Linked DNA regions of Homo sapiens: all the other regions are linked to region 1. The links are chromatin loops, found by intact Hi-C in ENCODE. Cell type or tissue: heart left ventricle. All regions are shown on one strand. Links, peaks and the distances in the headings refer to the core of each region. The heading gives the core; the rest is flanking DNA.

Evidence for each region. A loop is a pair of places that touch in the nucleus more often than their neighbours do. Peaks named below come from ENCODE experiments on the same cell type or tissue, not always from the same donor. Only the 100,000 strongest peaks of a DNase experiment are listed, where the experiment ranks them.
Region 2: a loop joins it to region 1, with 4 times the contacts of the local background. A loop is called at or near these places in 54 of 110 quality-filtered maps.
Region 3: a loop joins it to region 1, with 2.7 times the contacts of the local background. A loop is called at or near these places in 31 of 110 quality-filtered maps.

The regions. Positions count from the first base shown.
Region 1 is chr1:33,219,069-33,223,396 of GRCh38, reverse strand. It overlaps a transcript of ZNF362 not described here. Among named protein-coding and RNA genes, the nearest start is that of ZNF362, 35 kb to the left of the region's middle. RefSeq lists enhancers at 2,470-3,254, 3,389-3,989. In heart left ventricle, for the core only: no CTCF peak of the experiment used is centred there; a DNase peak (open chromatin) is centred at 2,098.
Region 2 is chr1:33,366,896-33,369,395 of GRCh38, reverse strand. It overlaps PHC2 (polyhomeotic homolog 2), which reads left to right. Exons shown (of 15, transcript NM_001385109.1): 6 at 774-860; 7 at 1,968-2,280. Among named protein-coding and RNA genes, the nearest start is that of PHC2-AS1, 18 kb to the right of the region's middle. RefSeq lists an enhancer at 1,758-2,500. In heart left ventricle, for the core only: CTCF peaks have their summits at 1,234 and 1,444 (motif pointing right); a DNase peak (open chromatin) is centred at 1,455; H3K27ac peaks cover 1,199 bases.
Region 3 is chr1:33,453,486-33,457,813 of GRCh38, reverse strand. No RefSeq gene overlaps it. Among named protein-coding and RNA genes, the nearest start is that of ZSCAN20, 17 kb to the left of the region's middle. RefSeq lists an enhancer at 2,447-2,946. In heart left ventricle, for the core only: a CTCF peak has its summit at 1,785 (motif pointing right); no DNase peak of the experiment used is centred there; H3K27ac peaks cover 1,036 bases.

The DNA of each region.
Region 1 (4,328 bases), core at 959-3,458:
TTATTGGACTTACAGTTCCACGTGGGTGGGGAGGCCTCACAATCATGGCAGAAGGTAAAAGGCACATCTCACAGGGCAGCAGACAAGAGAAGAGAGCTTGTGCAGGGAAACTCCTGTGTTTTTTTGTTTTTTGGTTTTTGTTTTTTTGAGACAGAATCTTGCTCTATCACCAGGCTGGAGTGCAGTGGCTCAATCTCGGCTCACTGCAAGCTCTGCTTCCTGGGTTCAAGTGATTCTCCTGCCTCAGCCTCCTGAGTAGCTGGGACTACAGGCACACGCCACAACACCCAGCTAATTTTTGTATTTTTAGTAGAGACGGGGTTTCACCATGTTGTCCAGGATGGTCTTGATCTCCTGACCTCGTGATCCACCCACCTCAGCCTCCCAAAGTGCTGGGATTACAGACATGAGCCACCGTGCCCAGCTGGGAAACTCCTGTTTTTAAAACCATCAGATCTCATGAGACTTATTCACTCTCAAGAGAACAGCACAGAAAAGACCTGCCCCCATGATTCAATTACCTCCCACCAGGTCCCTCTCACAACACATGGGAATTCAAGATGAGATTTGGGTGGGGACACAGCCAAACCACATCACTAGGGTACTCAAAGAAGGCCTCTATGAGAGGTAACACTTGACTGCCAAACTGAATGATGAGAAGGAAACAGCCATGTGAAGATGTAGGTTCTTCCAGACAGATTAAGCAGCAAATGCAAGTGCCCTGAGGCTGAAATGAGCTTGGTAGCTTTGTGCAATAGAAAGAAGGCAGGATGACACTACAAGGTAGATAACAGCTAGCTATTAGAAGTCCTGGCAAAGAGTGTGGATTTCAGGCACAGTAGGAAATTACTGGAAAATTTTACACAAGCAGTGGCATGATGTGATTCATGTTTTTAAAAGATCACTCTGGCGAATGTGGAGAAATATTCATGGGAAGCAAAACTTGAAGCAAGGAGATCAGTGATATGACTATTTGCAGTAATGTAGATGAGAGATGCTGGCAGCCTGGACTAGGGTGCACTGCAAATGAAGAGAAATAGATGGATCTGAGATATATTTTGGAGGTAGGATGTACAGGGCTTGTTTCTAGGTTAGAAATAGGGTTGGTGGGGGGCCAAAAGGACTTGAGCAATTGGATGGATGGAGATGGGGAAGTATGGGGAAGGTATAGTTTTGGAGATAAAGGTCAAGCATTCCATTCTGATGCCATTTCCATGGTATACAAACAGCATTAATTTGATGGCTTTTGGTTGCAAGTGTCAAACTGGCTTAAGCAAACATGAGAAATTGTTGGCTAGTACTCTTGGGAAATACAGGCTCATGGACAGCTCATGAACCTATACTGGGCACCGTAACTGTCCTCAGAACACACATACTACCTCACTCTTTCTTTCTGTCTCCTTGTCGCCCTCTTCCTCCTCCACCTGCTTCTCCTTTTTCTCTCTACCTTCTTTGCTGGGATGATTTAATCCTCCACCCATGGAGGAAACTGTCTACAGTAGGAAGAAAGGCAGCCTTCCCACAGCCTATCCACTGCATCCTACTGCCCATCCACTGCATCCTACTGCCCCATCGTTCATGCTGGGTGAGATTATCCATCTGTTTAACCCTCTAGGAACAGATCAGACACACCTTAAAGTTAAGGACCAGTTCTTACTCCCTCTGAAACACCAGCTTAGTGAAATGAAAAATGAATTGTCTTTGGAATGAGCCAGTACCTGGCTCTGACATTTAGTAGTTGCTTGACCTTGGACAGCTCACTTAACCTCTCTGAGACTTATTTTCCTTATGTAAAAACTAGTGATTACAAATATATACTTGCGCAAGCTGTGAGGATTAAATAAGATCTTGATGAGAAATGCCTGGTATAGTTTGGGCACTCTATGTTTTGAAAACTATGGATATACAAAGACGGCAGCAACCCTGTGGGTATAATCTTGGTGATGTGGGTGTGGAGGAGTGAGGCTGGACTGGTTCCTGGCAGCAGGGAGGAAAAGCCAGTTTGGGACAGGGGTGCCTGAAACTCACTGTGCAGTTTCCTTGGGCAGGCCCACCCCAAACCTGGCTTCAGCCCAAGCCTGCCTGATGGGGGCCCTTCCCAGGATCCCCACCCACAGTCAGGACAGGTCCTGGCCCGTACCTCACTCCTCTGCCTGCGGCTGGGGTTTGCTTAAGCCTCTTACATTCCGGAGGGATTGATAGGATTCCAGAAGCCACACCCACCACCCACTGCCAATCCCAGGGTTAGGAGAGAAACACCGGGTCTTGCCCTCCACGCCTCGGGCTGATGGTCGGCACCCCGCCCCCCAGCACCACCCTTCACATACACACATGGCCCTGTCTCTTCTTCACAGAACAGCACAACTTTAAGGAACCCCAAGGAGCCCTGCCACCCTCTTTCTGCTGACCCTTGCCCTGTCAATCTGATGGGCCACACCCTTCCACATTCCCCACAGAGCATCAACCAGTTTCATTCCTTTCCTCCCTACGAAACCCACAAATTCAAAGAACTTGCCCAGAATTCGTGGCATTAGGAGAACCATGGCTATAGGGTGACCTAACGGTGGCTGAATGTACCCACACCCGCTGGGTTGCTTCACCCAGATTATAGCTCCAAAGACTCTGGGTTCCTGGGACCCCATGTTGGAAAACACTGTTGGACAGATGGGGAAACTGAGGACCAGAGAGCAAAAGGAACTCACCCAAGTCATAGTCAGGCCTGGCTGGGCAGTGGTAGAACCCAGGCCTGCGATGCTGCAAGCCAGACAGACTCCTGAGGCCTGCCCTCAGGACAAATCAGCCACAGATGGCGCCTCCACACCCACAGAGGCACCTTCTGGTGGGTGCATGACATAGTCCAACATGACTGTAGGGGGGTGGGTTTGAAGGAACTGGGGACAAACAGATGGCTCTGCCCTGACTCCCTGACTCCTCAGTGTGGCCTAGGACAAGTGGCTTAACCTCTCTGAGCTTCTGCGTCCACATCTTAAAGTGGAGATCAATCACAAGGTAACTGAGGGTTAGAGGATGTAATGCTTGTAAAGAGTTTAGCAGGAGGCCCAGCATATGGTAAGCAATCTACAAACAGCTGTTATTGCTATCATTATTAATAAAAACAATGGAATAGAAGTCTATAATCCTGCCTTAGCCATGGCACCAGATTGGAGATTGAGGGAAACTCAGGACAGGCCCCCAAACCCCCCACTGCAGAGTCCTGTGACCTTACAACCCCTTCCCTGCCCACCTTTCCTTCCCTACAAAGCCCACAGCCTCCGGGGCCTGGGCCCAGCACTCACCTTCTGCTCCACTGCGCTCTCCCTCTGCTGGCTCTGATGATTCATCCACCCCCAGGCCATAGTCATGCCCATCAGAAACCCATTTTTCCAGTTTCCCCTTCTGAGCCAGGGGCCTCTTCGGCCATGCCTTGTTCCCAGTATAAGGGAGGAGTAGGGGGCCCTGAGCTGGAAAAGGGTATCTAGGGGGAGTTGGGGTAGCAAGGAGGAAGACGGGAAAGGAAGTAAGGACAGAAACAATTTCCTCCCTTGGCTTGAATTAGTCTAGAGCAGCTCTGATCCCTGGGCAGGGATAGACCCAGGTTTTTCAGGTGTGAGAGATGGGGAGAGGTCAGGCTAGAGCTGTGATTTGCCACTGCTGAAAGCATCCTGGAAGTCCCTCCAGCACCTCAAACTCAGCAGAATTCAAGCAGAACTTACCCCATGTCAAAACTGCCCCTACTCCTTGGCTGTCCACACAGTCCCTCAGATAGGAAACCTGGGCATGCCCCGTCTCACCCCTCTCCTGGCCAGCACATCTCACCCACGGCCATGTGCTGGCCTTTTCTGCCTGGGAACACCATATCTTCCTGTTGGGCCCTGCTGCCCATGCTACCTGGTTAGGTCTTCACGAGTCCTCCCCTTCCTCGCTGGGCTCCTGCCCTGCAATCTCCCTCCATACTACCCAGTGAATCTTTCTTAGACACAGAATTAATCAAACATGTGGGCAGGCTTGAGACAGCAGGAGCCAACTTGTCTCTGGTCCGCCGATGAATGAATGGCGGGCAGAGGTTGGGAAGTGGGCTGGGCAGGCCCACTGTGGGCTCACACTCACTGAGCGCCAACCGTACACTTTACCGTCATCATACCCAGTGAAGGTGGGTACCACTGGACCCATTTCACAGATGGGGAAATTGAGGGTACAGAGGTCATGAATGTCACACCCAGCCCCCAGCCAGGAGATGACAGAGTTGGATTTTGAACTCCAGTCTAACTTCAGAGCCTGATTCTCTTCAATGTTTAGAGGTTATCTCTAGAGACTAAGGGGAAATAATT
Region 2 (2,500 bases), core at 1-2,500, 150 kb before region 1:
GCCTCCCTCCCCAGAGCAGGGCATACACCCACAGAGGAAAAAGCACAGCTGCGCTATCGCAGAGTTCTAGGGAAAGCACCCTGTCAAGGCACCAGCACATCCACACTGATGCAGAGCTAGACTCCCACGGAGGTCGAGGTGTCATGCAGAGAACACCATGGATCCTGCACCCTGCAGGATGGGATTCAGACATGAGGACGGCTCCAGGCGGTCCGCTTCCTCTGCTGTTGTTGTCTCTAGGCCCCTCTGAATCTAACTTTGACTAGAAAATGACCAAAAGGATACATCGAACTTGATCCCCTGGAGGGCAGTCTCATCTTGGCTCAGCCCTGGGTTCAGCAGTGGGTTAGACCTGGAAGGTGGTCCTAGGGCATCCATCTCGCTTCCCAGGACGCTAAGGAGGTGGTGGCTTCAGCGTATCCTGGGGATATCGGTCTCCTCTAGGATGAGCCCCTCACAGAGGGTTCTGAAGGGAACTCGGCTTTGGTGTAGCCCCAGAGCGGCTCTCCCCACCCACCCCTGCACCCAGCCTGGGTCAGGATGCAACGAGCCTCTAGAGAAAGGCAGGCGCTCCCCTTGGACTCCCCCTTCCTTTCTGCTTCTACTGTCCTGCCCTTCCTCATAGCCGCTCCTGGGCTAAACAGTTGTGTCCTGTGGCTGAGTCCACATCGAGCAGGTAAAAGGCGCCTCGTTTCCTGTGATTCCAGGCCCAGCCAGGTAACCTGGTGCAGGTAGCTAGGAGCCTAGGCGGCACTGTTCCTTTGTCCCCTCAGCTCATCTTCACGCCCACGGCCACCGTCGCTACTGTGCAGCCTGAGCTCGGCACTGGCTCCCCCGCCCGGCCCCCCACCCCCGCCCAGGTGAGGACTCCATGCTTGTGGGAGGGCAGGGGGGTGGGCACCCCTGTAGAGGGGCACTGATACTGGGGAGGGGCACAAGGAGAGGCCGGGATCAGCTAGGAAAGCAGGCGGGAGACAGGACACCCCAATGCCCCCAGGCCTGCGCGTCTACCCTGTTCCAGAAGGCCTCAGTCCCTCCTGGCTCTGTTTCGTTCCCTCAAACACAGGTCAGGAGCCAGAGGGCAGCCTGCTGAGGCCAGCATGATTTGCCAGGGAGGGGTGGGCTGTGCTACCCTCCATACTTTACACCTGCCCCAGCATAGCTGGTCTGGCTGCTGCTGCTTCATAAGTGGAAAGTCCCGCTCCGGTTACACACGGTAGTGCTGCTAGGACTCGAGAAAAATGACATGTAAGAGGGAGCAGAGACGTGTCCTGCTCTGCTAGGAGCGCACAGATACTACCGTGGCTGGGAAGATTCTGTGGGCAGCCGGGGAAGGAACCCCTAGCACTCGCATCTCCCCATCCTCATCTACGGAATGGGGAGGGTGATGGGACAGGGCTGGTAGCCGGATTTTCAGAGTCTGGCACAGCCTCCCTGTGTCCAGCAGAGGGCGCCAGGGACCGGGCTGAGTAAGCATGCCGGCCGTCTTGGAAGAGCCGGTGGCAACCTTATTCTGAGACAAGATATTTGCCCGGTGGCCTTCCTGGTCAGTTAACTTCCACTTTTGCCCTGGCCTTTTCCAGTGTGGGAAGCCCCATGCTCCCCCTCACTGGGAATTATTTCTGGGTGGTGTGCATCCAATCCTGAAAGTGTTGGGGAGGAGGGAGGGCAACAGAAGGGACAGAGCCTGGCCTCCCCACCCCTGCCCGCCCAGCTGGGCAGCAGGTCCTTCTCAGAACTCAGCCTCTTCTGCTGCTGGATGCAGTCACAGCGAACCCTCTGGCCCTCTTTAGCAACTCCACGTGCTTCTGGTTCCTCTTCTAGCCCCTAACACATTCTCTCTCTCTGATTTGACAACCTCCTGTTCTATTCAGCCATTCCTGGATCCATCCCTCTCTCCCTCTTAGTTGTATACTGGCATTGCTCCTGCCACATTCTCTGGACTCCCACAGACCCCTCTTTTCCAGGTACAGAACTTGACCCTCCGAACACAGCAGACACCAGCGGCAGCAGCCTCGGGCCCCACCCCCACTCAGCCTGTCCTGCCCAGCTTGGCCCTGAAACCCACGCCGGGCGGTAGCCAGCCTCTGCCTACCCCAGCACAGAGCAGAAATACTGCTCAGGCTTCCCCTGCAGGTGCCAAGCCTGGCATAGCTGACAGTGTGATGGAGCCACACAAGAAAGGAGATGGCAACAGCAGTGTGCCAGGGAGCATGGAAGGCCGGGCTGGGCTCAGCCGGACGGTTCCTGCTGTGGCTGCCCACCCCCTCATTGCACCAGGTAAGGTCTTCAGGAAGCAGGAATCCTTTCCCAGAAAACTCAGGGCCGTGAGTCAGGAGGAGACTTTCACACTTTCCTTTTTCCCATGGATTTGCAAAGATACCAGCCATGGATCTCTCTCTCCTCCCTCCCTATCTCAAAATGTCCATCAGCTCCTGGCTCTGTGCCATGCTTCTGGTCTAACTTTACGCAGGGCAGCCATGTTAGTTGGAATAAAGGA
Region 3 (4,328 bases), core at 687-3,186, 230 kb before region 1:
AGGTGACATTTGAACAGAAGCTTGAAGAATGGAGAGGGAACCACCCATCTCTCTGGCAGAGGAAGCAGCAAGTGCAAAGGCCCTAAGGTGGGAGGTGGAAGCCAGGAGGCCAGGGCGGCTAAAGTGGAATGAGCCAGAAGAGGGATAGCGGATGAAATCAGAGACATCTGCAGGGCATAGCCGCTCAGGGTGGCGCCGTAGACTGTTGTCAGGACTCTGGCTTTTATTCTGTATGAGATATGGGGTCATTAGAGGGTTTTCATCAGAGGAGTGACACAAGCCTGTTTATACTATCAAAGAATCATTCGGGCTGCTATGATAAGAGCAGAATTGCTGGGGATAGTGGTGGTTGCATGAGGACAGAAGCAGAGGGATAAGTGAGGAGTTGTTGCATTAAGTCAGGTGTAAGATAATGTGGGCTTGAACCCTGGTGATAGACTTGGGATTAAGAGGTTAAGACATGGTTAAATTCTGGATATATTTTGAAGATGGAACTGACAGCATTGGCTGATGAGTTGGACGTGGGGTGTGAGGAAAGAGAAGTCAAGGATGATGCCAAGACTGTGGGAGAACAGATTTAGAAGAATTAGTTCAACTTTTAAAGTACTCAGTTTAAAATGACTGTTATAGGCCAGGGGTGGTGCCTCATGCCTATAATCCCAGCATCTTGTGAGGCCAAGGCAGGTAAATTGCTTGAGCCCAGGAGTTTGAGACTAGCCTGAGTAACATGGTGAAGTCCCATCTCTACAAAAACATACAAAAATTTTCTGGGCGTGGTGGCACATGCCTGTAGTCCCAGCTACTCAGGAGGCTGAGGTGGGAGAATCACTTGAGCCCAGGAGATAGACCCTGCAGTGAGCTGTGATTGCACCATTGCCCTCCAGCCTGGATGACAGAGTGAGACCCTGTCTCAAAATAAATAAATAAAACAAAACAAAACAAAATGACTATTATATACCAAGTGGCTGTGTCAAATGACGCAAAGTGCTAGGCATAGGAGGCACTTGATACCTGTGTGCACATGTGTGTATGTGTATACATGTATGTGGCACATTTCATATGTGCATGTATGTATGTATGTTGTGGTTAGAACTACGTCCACCTCTTGGTGGCTGTGTGATCTTGGTGAGTCACCCAGCCTCTCTGGAATACAGAGATAACAGAGCCTACTTCACAGGGCATGGCGATTTTAAAACATGTCCACAATTTTTTGATTTTCCCCTTAAAAAACGGTGATGTCCAATTCCTCTCCCTTTGCATACAAGCAGGCCTTAGTGACCGGCTGCTAATGAGTGGAATGCGGCAGAGGTGGTACAAAAAGACTTCCAAGGCCAACTTAGAAAAACTTCCTCCTGGCTCTCACTCTGAGGACACTCGCCCCGGGAACCCAGCCACTATGTTGTGAAAAAGTCCAGGCCACAAGGAGAGGCCACATGGAGGTGTTCTATCTCACAGCACCAGCTAAGGTTCCAGCATCCACTGCCAGACTTGTGAGTGACAGCCCTCAGGTGATTCCAGTTGTCCCAGCAAATGCCAGATGGAGCAGACATGAAATGTTCCTGCCAAGTCCTGCCCAGGTTACAGGTCTGAGGGCAAATGGATGCTGCTCTTTTGGGTTGTGTGTTATACAGCAGTAGGGAGTTGGAACACTGGGAAATTGCTAAAGCATTTTGTACACTGGAAAGCCAGCTACAGAAATGGCTCATTAGTTGGTAGGCATCCTGAGCTACTCACTAGTGACTCCAGTTAAGTCTTCCAGAGCAGAATGTCATCTCAGGCCAGGCTCTGACTCCTTCCAGCACCAGGTGGCACTACAGTCATATCTGGCCCCTTATTTCCTCCTGCCCATCTTATGTCAGATCCTCACGCTCTCTCTCTCTCTCTCTCTCTCTCTCTCTCTACCACAGCATTGAACTTCTTCAACATGCTGCACCCACCTATGCCTCTGTGTCTTTTCTCATACTGTTCCTTCTGTCTAAACCACTTTTTCCTCCGTGGCCCCCCGGACGTCAATTCCCAGCCACCTCCTTCCCTCTCCTCTGGGCCTCACTTCACCCAGTCTCATCTAAAACAGGATCCAAAACCTTCTTGTAGGAAGAGCTTCTTTCCACTTCCCTAAAGGCTTGAGATCTGCGGGGAGGGGAGAGCACTTCCCAGAAATATGCAGGGCACAGTGACTTTTAGCACTGAAGTCCCAGAAGATGGGAGAAGGCGGAGGAGAGGTGGTACCTCCAGTGGCTGATGGAGAGGGAGGAGAGGAGGAGAGGGGAGGAGGGGTCGGGACAATCTGTGGGAGTTTGTGAAAGCAATTTTCAGTAATCAGATCATCTCCAGCCCCCTGGAAAGTGTTCCCACCAAGTTTTGTTTTTTGTTTTGTGTGTGTGTGTGTGTGTTTTTGTTTTTGTTTTTGTTTTGAGATGGAGTCTCGCTCTATCACCCAGGCTCAAGTGCAGTGGCACGATCTCGGCTCACTGCAACCTCTGCCTCCTGGGTTCAAGTGATTCTCATGTCTCAGCCTCCCAAGTAGCTGGGATTACAGGTACCTGCCACCACGCCCGGCTAATTTTTGTATTTTTTTTCTTTTTTATTTATTTTGTTTGGTAGAGACATGGTTTCACCATGTTGGTCAGGCCGGTCTCAAACTCCTGACCTCAAGTGATCTGCCCGCCTCGGTCTCCCAAAGTGCTGCAATTATAGGTGTGAGTCACCCACCAAGTTTATCCCAGGGCATGTCTCACTTATGCTAAAAGCAAGTCCATTCCCACAGTAGCCCCACTGCCTTGCTGACCCCCAGGGTCTCTCCACACTCCTCTGTGGAGCTTATCCACCCTTCTGAGCCTGATTTCACACAGCTGCTCCTGCAAGGCACAGCTGATCTCTGCAGATGCCTGCAGCCATGCTGCCAGGGAGCCCAGGCAGTATGCTGCTCCCACTCTGCTGCTGGGCAGAGCATGCACAGCTGCCACTTCCTGCTGCTCCATGGGGTGCCTGGTCCTTCACCTGCCAGACCTCACAGCTCTCCGAGCCCCCAAGATGGTGCGTAGTGCCAGGAAGCAGAACAGGGGAGAATGGCTCTGCATTTGTTTTCCAGGGCTGCGGTAACAAAGTTCCACTCCCTGGGTGGCTTAAATAACAGAAATGTATTCTCTCACAGTTTGGAAGGCTGGAAGTCTGAGATCAGGGTGTCAGAAGGCTCGGTTCCTTCTGGGGGCTGTGCGGAAAGGCTCTGTTCCAGGCCTCTCTCCTTAGCTTGTCAATGTTCATCTTCTCCCTGCTTCCCTTCACATGGTCTTCCCTCCATGTGGCCTAGCTTTGGGTTCAAACTGACCCTTTTTATAAGGACACTGATCATATTGGATTAGGGTCCACCCTAATGACTTCATTTTAATTGCCTCTGCAAAGACTACCTCCAAATAAGGTCACATTTTGAGGTGCTGGAGTCAGGACTCCAACACATCTTTTTTGGGGGAATACAATATGATCCGTAACATGCTCCTTCCCTTTGTATTACAGCGTTGATCTCGAGGCCATAGACCTCATTCATTCGAACGAGGCCACAATAGCATGTGGACACACATCATGCTAGCTCAGTATTGCCCCACGCACAAACCAGGTAACTGCAGGGCTCAGAACCATCACGAGGTTGCTTTGCCCCTCAGTGTCTTTGGGAATTCCTGCACTGTCTAGGCCAGGCAGGGCCACTGCTCACGCCACCTCTTCCACGATGGCCTTTGACTTCACTCTGGTGCTCCACGTGGTGGATGTTCATATGGCACCACTTGCTCTAAGGTACCTCTTCAAGTTCTGTATAACTGCTGCCTGACACCCCTCGCAAATCAATGCCTGGGACCCTGATCCTGGGCCTTGCCTTTTTATTCCAAAAAGGATAGAGAAACTGATCTACCTCCCCTTAGAGGAGAACCACAGCAGAATTGCTCAAGTCCTGAGGTGGTACATTATCTAGAAAGATGGCTATTTTTCCCCACATCTACAGATACATACAGATATTGGACCCAGAGCCACAACCCACCTCCATTCCTCAGATCCTCTGCTGAGTTCTGTTGTTCATTCCAGACTCCTTCATTCATTCAGCTACTATTTACTGAGTCCCTAATATGTTTGAGAGACCTAATAATAACTACATGTATTAGTTTCCTATTGCTGCTATAACAAATTACCACAAATGTAATGGTTACAGGCAATATAAATGTATTCTCTCCCAGCCCTGGAGGTCAAAAGTCCAAAAAGGGCATTCTTCTGGAGGCTTGAGGGGAGAATCCTGTTCCTTGGCTTTTTCAGCTTCTAGAGGCCTCACATTCCTCGGCTTG